2 separate regions of the Homo sapiens genome follow, and region 1 is linked to region 2. Evidence: chromatin contacts called from ENCODE POLR2A ChIA-PET data. All regions are on one chromosome and are shown on one strand. Each heading gives the region's core, a stretch centred on a gene start or an enhancer-like site at or near the end of the contact. The rest is flanking DNA. Distances are from core to core; before and after follow the strand shown.

Region 1 (7,240 bases), core at 4,737-7,236, 320 kb after region 2:
TAATAGCTCTTTGTTCCTGAATTGTTAGGGCAGAACTAGATTGCTATTATAGCTCCTAAAACCAGATAGAGATCATTAACTTAAAAATTTGGAGTTAAAATTAGCAAGGGGCTATTTTCTTTTGATTTAGGACACATACTAGGAAAATGAGGATATCAAAATACTTCTTTCTTAATAGCACAAAAGAAGAGCCTTATTATAGTAAATAATGTAAGTTTTTCATTTTTTAAACCTAAGCATATTCTGTTGCTTCTATAGGACACAAGTTGAGAATTAAACCATTTATTCATGCTCAGTATCACATTTATATTACACATAGGTTCAGGTTTAATTGCATTTAAGAGAAGGAGGGAGTAGAAGATGTTTAGCAAAGGTCATGGTGGAGTGAGCCAAGGCATTCCTGTATGTCAAATGTGGGATCATTGGTCTATCCCCACAGGGCACAGGGGACCGGGAATTCTTCTGGCTTCTTGGTTGAAAATGTGAAGATGTTATTGGGACTAATGATTGAATTGTACAGATCTGGAGACTAATACTCCCAGATGAAAAGAGATGGGCTTTGCCAACCTCAGGGAGGGCAAGTAAACAGCTCAGGAAAACAAGGAGCAGAACTGTGCTGGAAGGCAGCTGAAGGCAGTGTGCTCAGCCTGGGACAGCAACTCAGAGCCCAGCAGTGGGGAGTGAACAAGCTCCAGTGTGGCACCTGCCAGGGGTCCCAAAAATGCCCAGGTCTCACTCCGTTACCTAGGCTGGAGTGTAGTGGTACAATCTCGGCTCATTGCAACCTCCGCCTTCTGGGCTCAAGAGATTCTCGTGCCTCAGTCTCCCGAGTAGCTGAGACTACCGGCACATGCCACCACGCCCAGCTAATTCTTGTATTTTTAGTAGAGACGGGGTTTCACCATGTTGGCCAGTCTGGTCTTGAACTCCTGACCTAAAGTGATCTACCCTCCTCAGCCTCCCAAAATGCTGGGATTACAGGCGTGAGCCACCACGCCTGGCCAGATGCCCAGGTTTTTGTGAACCCTTTCCAAGTTCTTCAACAGCGTGAGGCTTGTGAAACTTCTGGAAAAAATTTCCCTTCACTCCTGGCAGTGACATGAGCAAGACAAGAAACAAAATATAGGAAGAGTGGCGCTTAACAATTTTAGTAGAACATTCAGGTACACACATGTGTGCACATGCACACACACACACACGCCGCCCCCCCCGCCCCCCCCGCCCCCCACCACCCTGCGAAGCACCATGCTAGGGAATTCCAAATATGTTAGAACCTGGTGAAGAGAATCCATGGGGAGGAGAGAAGATTGGCGAGCCTGATTCTTCATAATTTAATTACCATTATCTTTGAATGCATTCCATTGCTTGATTGTATTATAATTTACTTAGTCTTGTAACTATAAACCTTCAGGTTTCTTTCAACTTTTTAGCATGACAATGTTGAAACATGTATCTATCTATCTACATCTCTGCTGGGACTAAAATCATGTGTCATATCATCTTTAAAAGAAGTCACCAAATTGCTGTCCAAAAACATTGAAGAACTTTATATGTCCATCAACAAGTGTATATAAATGTATCCTAACACCCTTGCCATTACTAGGTGTTATAAAATTTAAACTTTTTGGGCAACCCATAGTTTAGTATGATATCTCATTGTTATTTTGATTTTGATTTTGATTTTTCTTTTTTTCTTTTTGAGACCGGGTCTCGCTTCATCACCCAGGCTGAAGTGCAGTGATACAATCATAGCTCACCTCAGCCTCGACCTCCCAGGCTTAAGCGACCCTCCCACCTCAGCCTCCTGAGGAGCTGGGACCACAGGAACACACCACCATGCCCAGCTTTTTTTTTTTTTTTTTTGTAGAGACAGCATCTCACTATGTTCCCCCAGACTGGTCTCAAACTCCTGAGCTCAAGTGATCCTCCTGCCTCAGCCTCCCAAGATTTTTGATTCTTAAATTATAAGTCAGAATGAGTTCACTGGCCGTTTTTTTCCCCTCCCTTCCCTTCCAGAAACTTCCTGCTTGCCTGTTTTCTATTGGATTATCCATCTGTTCTTAATGATTTGTGTGAGCTCACTGTCATATCTGTTGCAGTATTTGCTCCAGTCTTTCGGTTTAGAAATAACGTTTTCTGAAATAAAGAAGTTTATATTTTTTATGTAGTTAGGTTTATAAATAATTCTCTTTATGGCTTCTGGATTTTATCTCTGGCCTAGAAGGCTGTTTTTTTCACCAAGATTAAAAATACATTCACTCCATAGAATTACCATATGATCCAGCAATTCCACTTTTAGGCACATGCCTTAAAAAATTGAAAACAGGAACTCAAACAGACACTTACACACCAATCTTCATAGCAGCACTGTTCACAATGTGCAAAAGGTAGAAATAATCCAAATGTCCACCAACAGATGAATGGATAAAATGTGGTCTATATACACAATGGGATATTGTTAATTGTTAAGCCTTACAAAGGAAGAAAGTACTGATCATGCTACAATATGGATGAACCTCAAAAACATTATGCTGAGTGAAAGAAGCCAGACACTCCTGACAAATATTTTACAATTCCACTTGTATGAAGTTCCTTGAATAGGAAAATTTATAGAGACAAAAAGTAGAATAATGGTTGCCTGGGGCTAAGGAGTAGGGGAATGGGGAATTGGTGTTTAATGGGGTCAGAGTTTCTTTTTTTATTTTTATTTTTTTGAGGCAGAGTCTCGCTCTGTTGCCCAAGCTAGAGTGCAGTGGCAGGATCTCAGCTCACCGCAACTTCTGCCTCCTGGGTTCAAGTGATTCTCATGTCTCACCCTCCAGAGTAGCTGAGATTACAGGTGCATGCCACCACATCTGGCTAATCTTTGTATTTTTAATAGAGATGGGGTTTCGCTATGTTGACTAGGCTGGTCCTGAACTCTGACCTCAAGTGATTTGCCCGCTTCAGTCTCCCAAAGTGCTGGTGTAAGCCACCGCGCCCGGCCTGAGAGTTTCTGTTGGGTATGATGAAAAATTCTGGAGATGAATAGTGCCGTGAATAGATTTAATGCCACTGAATTGTACACTTAAAAATTGTTAAAACTGTAAATTTTATGTTACGTGTATTTTATCACAATAAAACAATGGAATTAATTTAAAAATAAAATCACTCAAATTACTTTCTAGGCCTTTATATTTTATTTCCTATATTTAAATCTTCCCATTTCTGCATTTACTATTTTTATTTTCTATCTCTTCTTGACTCAATTAGGGTAAACATTTTCTCTTAGGAAAACATTCACTTCATTGAAATTTTAAAATTTATTTGCGTGAAATTATGGTAAATAACAATTAAAAAAATTTCTCTTTGCTTAATTATCTATTTTCATTCTTAATTCTGTACCTTCCCCATTTGTCTTGATGGGGCTAGCTAGCACCTTGTTTTATTTTATTACTTTTAAAAAGAGCCAGCTCTTCTGTTTCTTAGTTCTCTGGTTTTCCTGTTTTCTAATTTATTGGTTTCTGCTTTTACATTTATTAATTTCTTTCTTCTCTTTTCTTAGGTTAATTTTATGTTTCTTTTTATAAATTCTTGCGCTAAATGTGCAATTAACTAATTAACTAAAATTTTTAGTAAAGTAAGTGTTTAAATTCATAGCTTAAAGGTATAGAACAGCCATATTCCACACGTTTTGACATGTATTATTTTCGTTATTATTTTCTAGACATTCTAGTATTTTAGTTAATATTTTCATTTCAACACAAATGTACTTAAAAGGAGAATTTTCTTTTAAATCTCAGTGGTGGGTTTTTTTTCCCTCTTTTTGTAATTATTTTCTACTTTAATTTACTATGGGTACAGAATAGCCCTGTTTTCTTTTAATATTTGGGAAGCTGTTGAAGTTTACTTTTGTCACAGTGGGTGAAAAACATCCATTGTTTCCAAGAAGGTGTATTCCCTGTTACTGATTACTCAGTGCACTTACTTTCTCTGCATTATCTGAGTTGAGAAGAGTGAATTGAAGTGTGGTTTCGAATTGATTCTATTATTTATTTTAGTATCTGATATGGTTTGGCTCTCTGTCTCCACTCAAATCTCATATTGAATTGTAATCCCCAGTGTTGGGGGAGGAAACTGGTGGGAGGTGATTGGATCAGGGGGCAGACCTCCCGCCTTACTGTTCTCATGACAGTGAGTGAGTTTTCACGAGATCTGGTTGTTTAAAAGTATGTAGCACTTCCCCCTTGGCTCTCTGTCCTGATCCACCATATGAAGATGTGCCAGCTTCCCCTTTGCCTTCTGCCATGATTGTAAGTTTCCTGAGGCCACCCAGCCATGCTTCCTATAAAGCCTGCAGAACCATCAGCCAAGTAACTGTTTGAGTCCTTGTTTTCAATTCTTTTGGGTATAGAGCTAGGTGTGGAATTGCTGTGTCATATGGTAATTCCATGTTTAACTTTTTGAGGATCTGAGTTTCATTTTAGTGGTTTTTCTTTTTTCTTTTCTTTTCTTTTTTTTTTTTTGAGATGGAGTCTTGCTCTGTCACCCAGGCTGGAGTGTAGTGGCACGATCTCAGCTCACTGCAACCTCCACCTCCTGGGTTCAAGTGATTCTCGTGCCTCAGCCTCCCGAGTAGCTGGGACTACAGGCGCCCGCCACCACCCCCAGCTGATTTTTGTATTTTTAGTAGACACAGGGTTTCACCATATTGGCCAGACTGGTCTCGAACTCCTGACCTTGTGATCCACCCACCTCAGCCTCCCAAAGTGCTGGGATTACAGGCTTGAGCCACCGTACCCGGCTGTGGTTTTTCTTTTCTCCCATTCTATCACACTATTTCACAATAAGAACAAATAAAATAATCAGATAATGGAGAAGTTTCTCTATTTAATATCTCTACCTATCACCCCACTGAATGCCTTTAGTTCTACCAGGTATTCAAATGAATACATTTCATTTTATATCATTTATTTTCATTATTTTCGTTATATAACTCAACGTAGCAGTTTCTAAAGGGCCAGAGATTTGTCTTAAGTCAGCAAGCAGGAAAGTGGATGAGGGAAAACACAGGGCCTGGGTAACCTTCCCATTGCCTGTGACTAATCAAGAATCAGGGCTGGCTTCATGGGTGTGCAACTTACGCCATCACATAAGGCCCTGTGCTTAGAAGAGCCCTGCACTGAGAAGGGCCCCGTGCTCAGAAGGACCTGGTGCTGGGCTTAATGATCTGCTGTGACTGGTTTGAAAATCTTAATAATTTTTGAACAGGAGGCCTCACATTGTTATTTTGCACTGGGCCTCGAAAATTATGTAAACTCTATTAAGAAGTGATGGTATCTATCTATGCCCATCCTGTATCCTAAAAAACAAGTTGTAAATTCTAAAAACAAATTCTAAAATGGGAATAAAAAAAGATATGTCTACCACTCAAGGTGGAAGCGTTCCAAATGTGGGTGGATACTAAACAGAATAGTAATAGAATAACTGAAGTGTATTTAAAAACACAGACGACAGACCAAAGTCAGACAGAATTTTTACAAATGAATTTACTGTGTCTCCTATTGTTAGCCTGATAGAAGACTTCAAAAAGTCATTGCAGGAAACTGAGCTCAAGTAAGAACAAATAGCAAACACATTCCTTCTACTCTCCAAGAAAAAGTGGGGAGGTTTCAGTTCTTATGCCTTCAAGTAGAACTGAACGATGCTCCCCCCACCCCCGCCCCTCCGCCCGTGCTTGGAAGGGCCTGGTAAAATCAAGAGTAAAATGCAATCCCAAGAGATGAACTATAAAGAAAACATAATACTTTTGCAATAGCCTGCTAGGCTTTTCCATCATGTTTTGATTGCAGGAAAGATCAGGCTTTATGGGCTAAAGGAAAAATAAATGAGTTCGTGATAAGCCAAAATCCTGCCCTCCCCTTTCCAGTATCAGCAGGGAGTAGAGGTTCTGGGTTTTTCCTAAGATCAGAGGAAACATGTCTTAAATTCAGGGTGGAATCACAACTGGCCAAAAACCTCATCAAGGCCTTCTTATCTGCTCCATCTGCTGGCTCTGAGTAATCTTTAGCAATTGCTCAATGGTGACGTCTTTAAAGAAATCCTGCCAAGAGCACCCTTTCCCTAGCCTTTCCTTAGTTACAACAATCTACAAAAGACCAAGGGTGAACGTCTGGGTGGAAGAGCTGGCCACCTCTGTATTTGTTCCTTGCTACAAGTGGGTATGAGAAGTATCCTAGGAGACAGATTTTCCAGGACAATGATTAGCCAAACAGTCCTATCCAGAGGCCTTCCAATAAACCAGATTAGCTGTGATGTGATTATGTAATTATATGGCATGTTTCAAGGAGACACCGTAAACTACAATCAACAATTTGGCATCGCGCAGCAACTTGGGGTGTAACCTATTTCAGGAAGAGCCAAATTGGATACCAAAAATGGAAGGACTTGCTCTCATAGGGAAAGAATAGTGAAGGGAAGTGTTTGGTGATGGTGAAAAATATAACATATTTGGAATTTTTAATAAAGAGTTTCTTAGAAGCATCTTATAACATCTGTCCACATCCCTGATTCCCCTTTACAGCTCATGGCCTGAGTTAACATCTGTCCACATCCCTGATTCCCCTTTACAGCTCATGGCCTGAGTTAAAAAAAAAAAAAAAAAAAAAAAAAAAAAGACTTAGGTAGAAATAGCAGGGACTGGCTTACCTATCGTCTATGATTTTGTTGAGTTTTGTGGGAGGGAGACTCTCTAATATTGTTTTCCTCCACTCTCATTCTCCATGGTGCAAATCCCAGGTTGGCTTTTTGTGGGTTTTTTGTTGTTGTTGTTTTGTTTTAGTTTTTTAAAATGTATAATTGACACATAAAAATGGTTTTCACATAATCCTTCCTGCAACACAAAAGGCCCCAAGGGCACTTACCTAGCTTGCCTTCAGGGGTCAATTAATTCATGATGTGCCAGGTAGTCAGGTATACTCTATGGAGGAAAGCCTGTATCTTTGCATATCTAATTTATTTCCCAAGTTTAAAAAACAGTGCTGCTTTTGATCTGACTAGAATGGCTTGAACTGGATTCTGTTGGAAGTTAAAGTGGTATTATAATTGCTTTTTTACTTAACTGTCTACCCCAATGGAATGTACTCCTTGAGGGAAGGTATTACATGACAGTATATTGATCATTATGTTCCCAGGGTCCCAGGGTCAGGTATAATGCCTGGCACACAATAAGTGCTTCATAAGTATTTCTTGAGTGGTTGCT
Region 2 (7,034 bases), core at 2,423-4,922:
CATAATAAGTTATAAATTATTTGCCACACCCCTAATAAAAACATACAAGAAAAAGGTTATGTCAGAGTGTCTTGGCATTGCTCTTAGGAACTAGTGTTCTAGAACTTCTTGTTCTAATACAGCAACTATCAGCCACATGTGGCTGATGAGCACTTCAGATATGGCAAGTCCAAATTAAGATGTGCTGTAAGCGTAAAATCTATATTGGATTTTGAAGGCTTGACACAAAAAGATGCAAAGTAGCTCATTAATATGTTTTATGTTGATTACATGTTGGAATGATAATATTTTGGATATTGGATTAAAGTGTATTATTAAAATTACCTTCACTTGTTTTTTATATTCTTTTAAAATACAGCTACTAAAGTGTAAATTACATATGTGGCTTGCATTATATTTCTTTTTAAAAAGTTTAAAATTTTTTCATAGAAACATATAGGAAACAATCATTACATTTCTTTTGGATGGTACCATTCTAGAGAGAAAAGGACTGGACTAGAAGATCCACATTCTAATTCCTTTGCTGCTTTCAACTAGCCATGTGACTTGGGGAAATTTCTTCCGTTTCTCAGCCCTAAAATAGTCAGGGATAAATTCACTCAGCAAATACTTAGACTTCTTACTATATACAAAGAACTTGGCTAGATGATGTGGGAAATAGAAGACGTGAAACTGTTCATAAATTCAAATCATTGTTTTACCGTTAATCTCTATCCATGAGTCAATGAAGATAGAAATCAACAATAGAAAATATCTCATCATTTTAATTTTTTCCACTAACATTTTATCTTAAGATAATGTATATTTTATAAACGGTCTGAGACCCAGATCACATATGCACAGAGTATATGTTCTTTTTCTCTTCTAAGTCTTGGGTCTTTGAACAAGTGTTCCATTTTTCCAGAGGCTCCCCAACTTCAAATGTTGTTCAAGAAGTGCACTGTGGTAGACAGTTGGTGGACAGTACTCATGCCCTCCAGTTGTCCCATACCATGTTGACAGCTGGTCTTGGCCATGTAACTTGCTTTGGTCAATGAGACATTAGCAAGCAAGTTAAAAACAGAGGTTTGATAAGCACTTGCTCATTGAGACTTATCTTCTTGGAACACTCCTTGGAACCTTGCAGCCATGCCGTAAGGAAGCCCAAACAACCATGAAGAAAGGCCCACATGGAGGAGAGAAGGGCCAGGGGTTCTTTCAAACTAGTGATTCTCAACCTGTGGTGATTTTGCTCCTTGTAGGACATTTGGCAATGTCTGGGGACACTTTTGGTTGTCACAGTGGTGGATAGGTGCTACTGGCATCTAGTGGGTAGAGGCAAGGGAGGCTGCTAAACAATCTGCAATGCACAGGACAGTCCCACAACAAAGAATTACCCAGCCTAAATATCAGCTGTGCTGAGGTTCAGAAACCTGCTCTAGACCAATGTTTCCCACAACCTGGCTCCTATGGATCAAGGATAAAGGCATTTGGGAGAGAAAGTTTTCACACTTAAATAAAATTATCTGTAGCTGCTCATTTACAAGTGACAGCTTTCTGAACAGTCTGTGACTCATGATGATTTTTCAATGATTCCCATTAGTATTCTCATCAACCCCAATGGCACATTTCACCTTGTTTACATTTAGCATTTAAGCAGAGTAACTCATCAAACTATTGAACCAACAATCATTGTATTAGTTGCCCCAACTGAGATATTGTTTCTCCTTGGTGCTATCAAGTCCATGGTTTGTCACAATTCAATCCGAGCTTCCAAATCTGCAGCCATTTACCCACCCAAAGACCAGGGGCTTTAACTTTTACTGTTTTATAGTCCATCAGCTTTGGTTCTGTGTTACCAAAGAACCACAGCCCCATCATGCTAAGAGGATGCCACTTTCCCTTTGAGAAGAGCATCTATATATTTAGAAGAAACCATTATTAGTCAATTTTATCTATGAGAGAAATATTAAGAATATAAAAATTATAGTAATTTGCTGATAGTAAATTTTATTAGAAGAGTTTAAATATAACTACATTAGCAGACTCAATAAAAATTTTAAACATAGTGGGTCAAGTATAAATCTCATTGCTATGGTAATTAGCTGTGAAATACATAGATAATAAACCATTGCAGATAGGGGTTTTTGTTTGTTTTCTCACATAATAGGGCACATATGCATCTCTAGGCGGAATGAAAAAGGGCCAGAAATGCTGCTAAAATTGTCAGTTTGAATAACTTTTTGATAGGCTGGCAGATACAAAAGTTTACAAGAAACACTCGATGTGCCAAGTAATCTCCTTGCAAAGTACAAGGACCCAGATGAAAAATCCCAATGATGCGAATCATCCCTGTAATCTCCCAAATCCCATTATGAAGTCTGATTAGAGTAGGCTACAACCCAATTGCAAGTGGGCTTTGCTGTTGATGGAGAGCCAATTCGTGGCAAACATTAGTAAAACCAAGCCATTTATCTACCCGGTTGAATCAGCCTTTGTTGAGGAGTGTGAAACTGTGACCAGCATCACCAACCAGCCCTCTATAGACAGGGACTGCTTTCCTTTCTCCTACACTTGGTTTGTGCCCTGAAGTTGGCTCTGGTACTGCATTGGCATCTTGAGAAAACCTTTTTGCTGGTTTCTAGCAGGAAAGAGAGGAAGGAGGCCCTGACTCCAGGGATGTGGAGGGACTGAGCTGGATTGTCTAGGGAGATCTGTGTTCCTGGGATCAGGCCCTTGAGCACCCAACAGGCAGAAGGTTGTGAAGTGCCCCAAGGACCATCACATCTACCGAAAAATGGTGAATCTGGGGGACTTGGTTTGATCCAGTGAGCCACCAAGAGCAATACTTCCCCTCAGCCTGTGATGAGGACTCACATAGTGGTTGGATTTTTTAAGGACACATGGTGCAGGGGCAACTCTGTAGTTCAGGGGTCATCAAGTTTGAACTATGAGGGACCACATGGCCAATATTTACATTTTGCAGACCAAGCAAGAAAAGGGAAGATATTACGTAGGAACTTACATAACAAGAGAGAAAAAATTGTCACAATGTTTTTATTGATATAATCCAAAATACGGTAATATTTGAGTACAATTATTTGCAACTCACATCTATTAATGAGAGAAAAGGAATTCTTTTGCGGGGGGGATATTTCTCTTAATTGGAGTTCAAAGGCGGTGTCTGCTATCATCACATAAAGTGCAAATGTTCATGTATGAAAACCATGCTTAGCTCTCTGGTACAAACACAGGGAGCTCTCGCGATCTGGCCCATAGGCTGTAGTTTGCAGACCCTTGCTATAGCTGAACACCAGTCGCCCACACTGGGTTTGCGGTGTTCCGGGGTGGGAAGTCGCTCCGGGCTGCGAAGCACCTCGAGGGATCCCCCCGGCCCGAACTCTCCCTCTGTGCCCAGCTAACCGCGGTTCATTGGCTCTCCCCGCGAGGCAGGTCTGGAAGATCAAGAATGAAGCTCGGAGCTCTCTCGCGGAGCAAGGACACCTTCGGGCTTCAGGACCACCCAGGGCGTCCAAAACTGCTGCCAGGGCTGTGCCCCCGCCCCCCGGCACTTTCCAGCTCCCCCTCCACGCCCGCTCTTCCTCCCTCTCTGCCCCCTCTAGCTCCTCCTCCGGCTCCTCCCCCTCCGCTCCTCCCCTTCCCTACATCTAGCCGCCGCGCTTTCCCGCTCCCGCAGCAGCAGCCTCCCGCGTCGCTGTCGCTGTTGCCTCCGCCACCTCCTCCGCCGCCGCGCGCCCCTCGGAGTTCCGCGCCCCACCATGCCCAACATCGTGCTGTTCAGCGGCAGCTCGCATCAGGACCTGTCCCAGCGCGTGGCCGACCGCCTGGGCCTGGAGCTGGGCAAGGTGGTCACGAAGAAGTTCAGCAACCAGGAGACCAGGTGGGGGCCGCGCCGGCGGCCGGGCTAGGGAGAGCGCTGGGCACGCGGCTGCGGGGCCGGGTTGGGGGCCGGCGCCTGCCCGGGCCACCTCCGCGGACGCCGCGCTCCCCCTTCCGGGGCGGGACGGTGGCAACGCGGCCTCCGCGCCCCCGCGCCCGCGCCTGCGAAGAAACCGAGGCGGGGCGCCGCGCGTCCCGATGCGCGCCTCGGCTGTGCCCCCGGTTGCAGGGCCTCCGGTCCTGGGACCGCGGCGACCCGGCGGTCCCGAGCCGCTCCCGGCCTCCCAGCGGTGCCGCCCGGCCTGGCGTCCCCAGCCCGGAAGGGAGACGTCTGGGCGGTCACAGACCGTCGGGGAGAGAGTGGGCGCAGCGGGCGGGAACCGCATCGGGTCAGCGCGCGGTGGAGAGACGTCCTGGGTTGGCTGGTCCCAGTTTCCGCGTCCCTACAAAGCTGAACCTCAGACCAGTGCGTGCGACTAAAGGTTTCCCCCCGTCCCCAACTCTGGTTGCACGCTGGGTTTACCTGGGGACGGTCCGAACGCTGCTTCCCCCGACCTGCCCCCAAGGGTTTGATCCAACGGGCGGAGGATCAGCGATTTTACAAGCTTCCCTGGCTTCTCCTGAGCAGCCAGGGCGCAGACCACTGCGTTATCCAGAGGGTGCAGTTGTGCCAAGGTTTGAAAGACTGTGAGAACCCCAGGACGCACGTGCTGGGCTCCCCTCTGCTCCCACTACTCTTGCTGCTTTAAAGATGATGGACTTTCAGCTTCCTTCTTGTTCTAGGACTCTGCTGTGTCCAGCAACAACGCCGTGATTCGACTGTAACTTTCACCCATTTCTCAAGTCCAGGAGAGCCTCAGGTGGTGGCCATCCTCGGAAGCTGACCTGGGGGGCTCCTTTGTCTATCTGCCTGAGTCCACACAGCTCCTTGACTCATTTCAAATTGGTCTCATTTTTCCCCCTTCTTCCTCCAATGTCTAGTACCGTTAACTGTCCACAGTTACTGATAATTTTTATATCTTTGGCAAAGGTTCAATTTTACCAACATTTTCTAGAAATGGTGTTGGAACAGTTGGACACCCATATGCCAAAAAATATGAACTTCCATCCATACTTTTCACCATTTGTAAAAATTAACTTTGAAGTGGATCATAGACCTAATTGTAAAATCTAGAACTATAAAATTTCTAGCAGAAAATCTTGACTTGGGGTTAGGCAAAAATTTCTTAAGGAGGAGTTATGTTAATACTGATGGGGAAGATGCTATATTTTGGCAAGTCAGCTTTTTAGGATATGTGAATCTTACGTGACTTCTTCCAGGTGGCAAATTCCAGTTATGGCTCCGATGATAATATAAGCGAAGAAACATTGTGAATGAGTGGCAGGTGGACTTTGGCTAAAGAATTCCACTCTGCAGTGTTTAATGCAGAAGTCTGAGAGGATGGTCTAGGGCTCTGGAGAAGGATAGAGCTAGGTTTGAGTGTTGCAGTATTTTGCCAGTCTTGTTCAAGTTTCAGTCGCTGTAAGAACACGAGAAGAAGAATAGTTTTTGTTCAGAAGGTGTCGTCATATAAGTAAAGGAGAAATTTGTTGATGAAGTAAATTTTGAAAGCAAATATGTTGCCCTTCCAGGTACTCAGTGCAGCATGATCTTTTGCTAAGGAGCATGGTTAATCTAGATCAGTTCACTGCTAAGTCAGTGTTGAGTTTCTCCTAAAAATACCACATGTGCCACTGGGCAAAACTCACTCAGACACTGAAGTATGATTGTTTATACATTTGGTTCAAATATAAAGCAGACTCACTTTTATTTTGTTTTTGGCATTTTATAACCATCACTTGATAATTAGAAATCGTGGGACCTCAAAAACCACTCAGCATGAAGTTTGGGAATTGCCTATATAGCTACATTTTATGTTTTTAATGTATAGAGTATAAAAGGTTCACTGCCTGACTTTTCTCTTTTCCATGAACTGTACAAGTACAGAGCTTAATTTTTATAAACAGCCCTCTCTGGACCAGTTACTGTGCTAGGAATCCAGCTTTTAGCTGTGTAATCGTAGAGAGGAAAAACTGAAGGGCAAAATGAAGACAAAATTGATTCAGTTCATGTAAGGGCCCCTTCTTGAATCTGTCACTGAACTAGGATCAGAAATCTGGTTTGCTGTCTCCTGGCCATCAATCCTCCCATTTTGCGTTTTTTATATGCTACTTTACTGAACATAGAGCCTTCCAATTTTACCTTCTTATCCCTAAATCATTTCAGATATGCAGGGAGAGGTCCGCTCCAGCTTCACTATAGACCATGGAAATTCCATGATGACATCTTAGGACAGCAGGTGTCTAGATGTCTCTGTTGTAACATTTTACTATGGTCAGTTAACCTGCTGGCAGAATCTTTAGCTATACTGTGAGACAAGGTTATGCAAAGTTATACAAGGTTATCGGTTACCATGTAATAAATAAAGAGCTTAATGGCTTAAAACAGTAATTGTTGATTTGGCTTACAAATCTGCAATTTGGGAAGGGCTCAGTGAAGAAAGCTTGTTTTTGCCGCGTATGGTCACAGCTGAGGCTGGTCACAGCTGAGGCGGCTAACTGGGGCTGGAGGGTTCTTGAAGATGGCTCACATGACTGAAGTTGTTACTAGCTTTTGCCTGGGAGCTTGGTTAGGAACCTCAGCTCCTCTTCTTGTAGGCCTCTCCATGGGGCTGCTTGAGCTTCCTTACAGCATGGAAGCTGGGTTCTAAGAGCACATGTTCCAAAAGACAGGACATTGAAGCCACCAGTCCATTAAGGACTGGGCTTGCAAGTTGGTGTATCATAATTTCTGTCATATGCTGTTGGGCAAGTACAGAGCCCTCTCAGATTCAAGGGCGGGAGACTAGACCCTGCTCCTTGATGGGAAATGTGTTAAGAGTCTGTGGCTATCTTTTAGTTACCATGCCCGTTTATTGTTGAGTCAGTGACGCTCTTCAGCGTTTTTATTTGGGGGTCAATAAAGATCCTCTGGCAGAATGGCAAATGGATGCTGCCTTCTAGCCACAATTTTTTAAAGACCTAGAATAAAGGTAGTCATGATCATCTTTTTGAGTAGAAGCAGGACTAGCTTTAGGGGAAAAGTTGCCATGGTGATGATATTCTCTGTCCTCCCC

Evidence for each region. ChIA-PET counts read pairs that join two places held with the same protein, here RNA polymerase II (POLR2A).
Region 1: POLR2A ChIA-PET joins it to region 2 with 10 read pairs in A549. The contact joins the enhancer-like site here to the promoter of PRPS2 in region 2. POLR2A ChIA-PET finds 5 or more read pairs at or near these places in 3 of 52 experiments (A549, GM12878 and T-cell).

Annotation. Positions count from the first base shown.
Region 1 is chrX:13,104,910-13,112,149 of GRCh38, forward strand. No RefSeq gene overlaps it. Among named protein-coding and RNA genes, the nearest start is that of FAM9C, 64 kb to the left of the region's middle. Within about 2 kb of position 5,987, at least 14 of the 41 ENCODE cell types and tissues checked have a DNase peak (open chromatin) inside an H3K27ac peak, as active enhancers do.
Region 2 is chrX:12,787,740-12,794,773 of GRCh38, forward strand. It overlaps PRPS2 (phosphoribosyl pyrophosphate synthetase 2), which reads left to right and starts at 3,673. Exons shown (of 7, transcript NM_002765.5): 1 at 3,673-3,880. The coding sequence starts at 3,759. RefSeq lists a silencer at 3,929-4,378.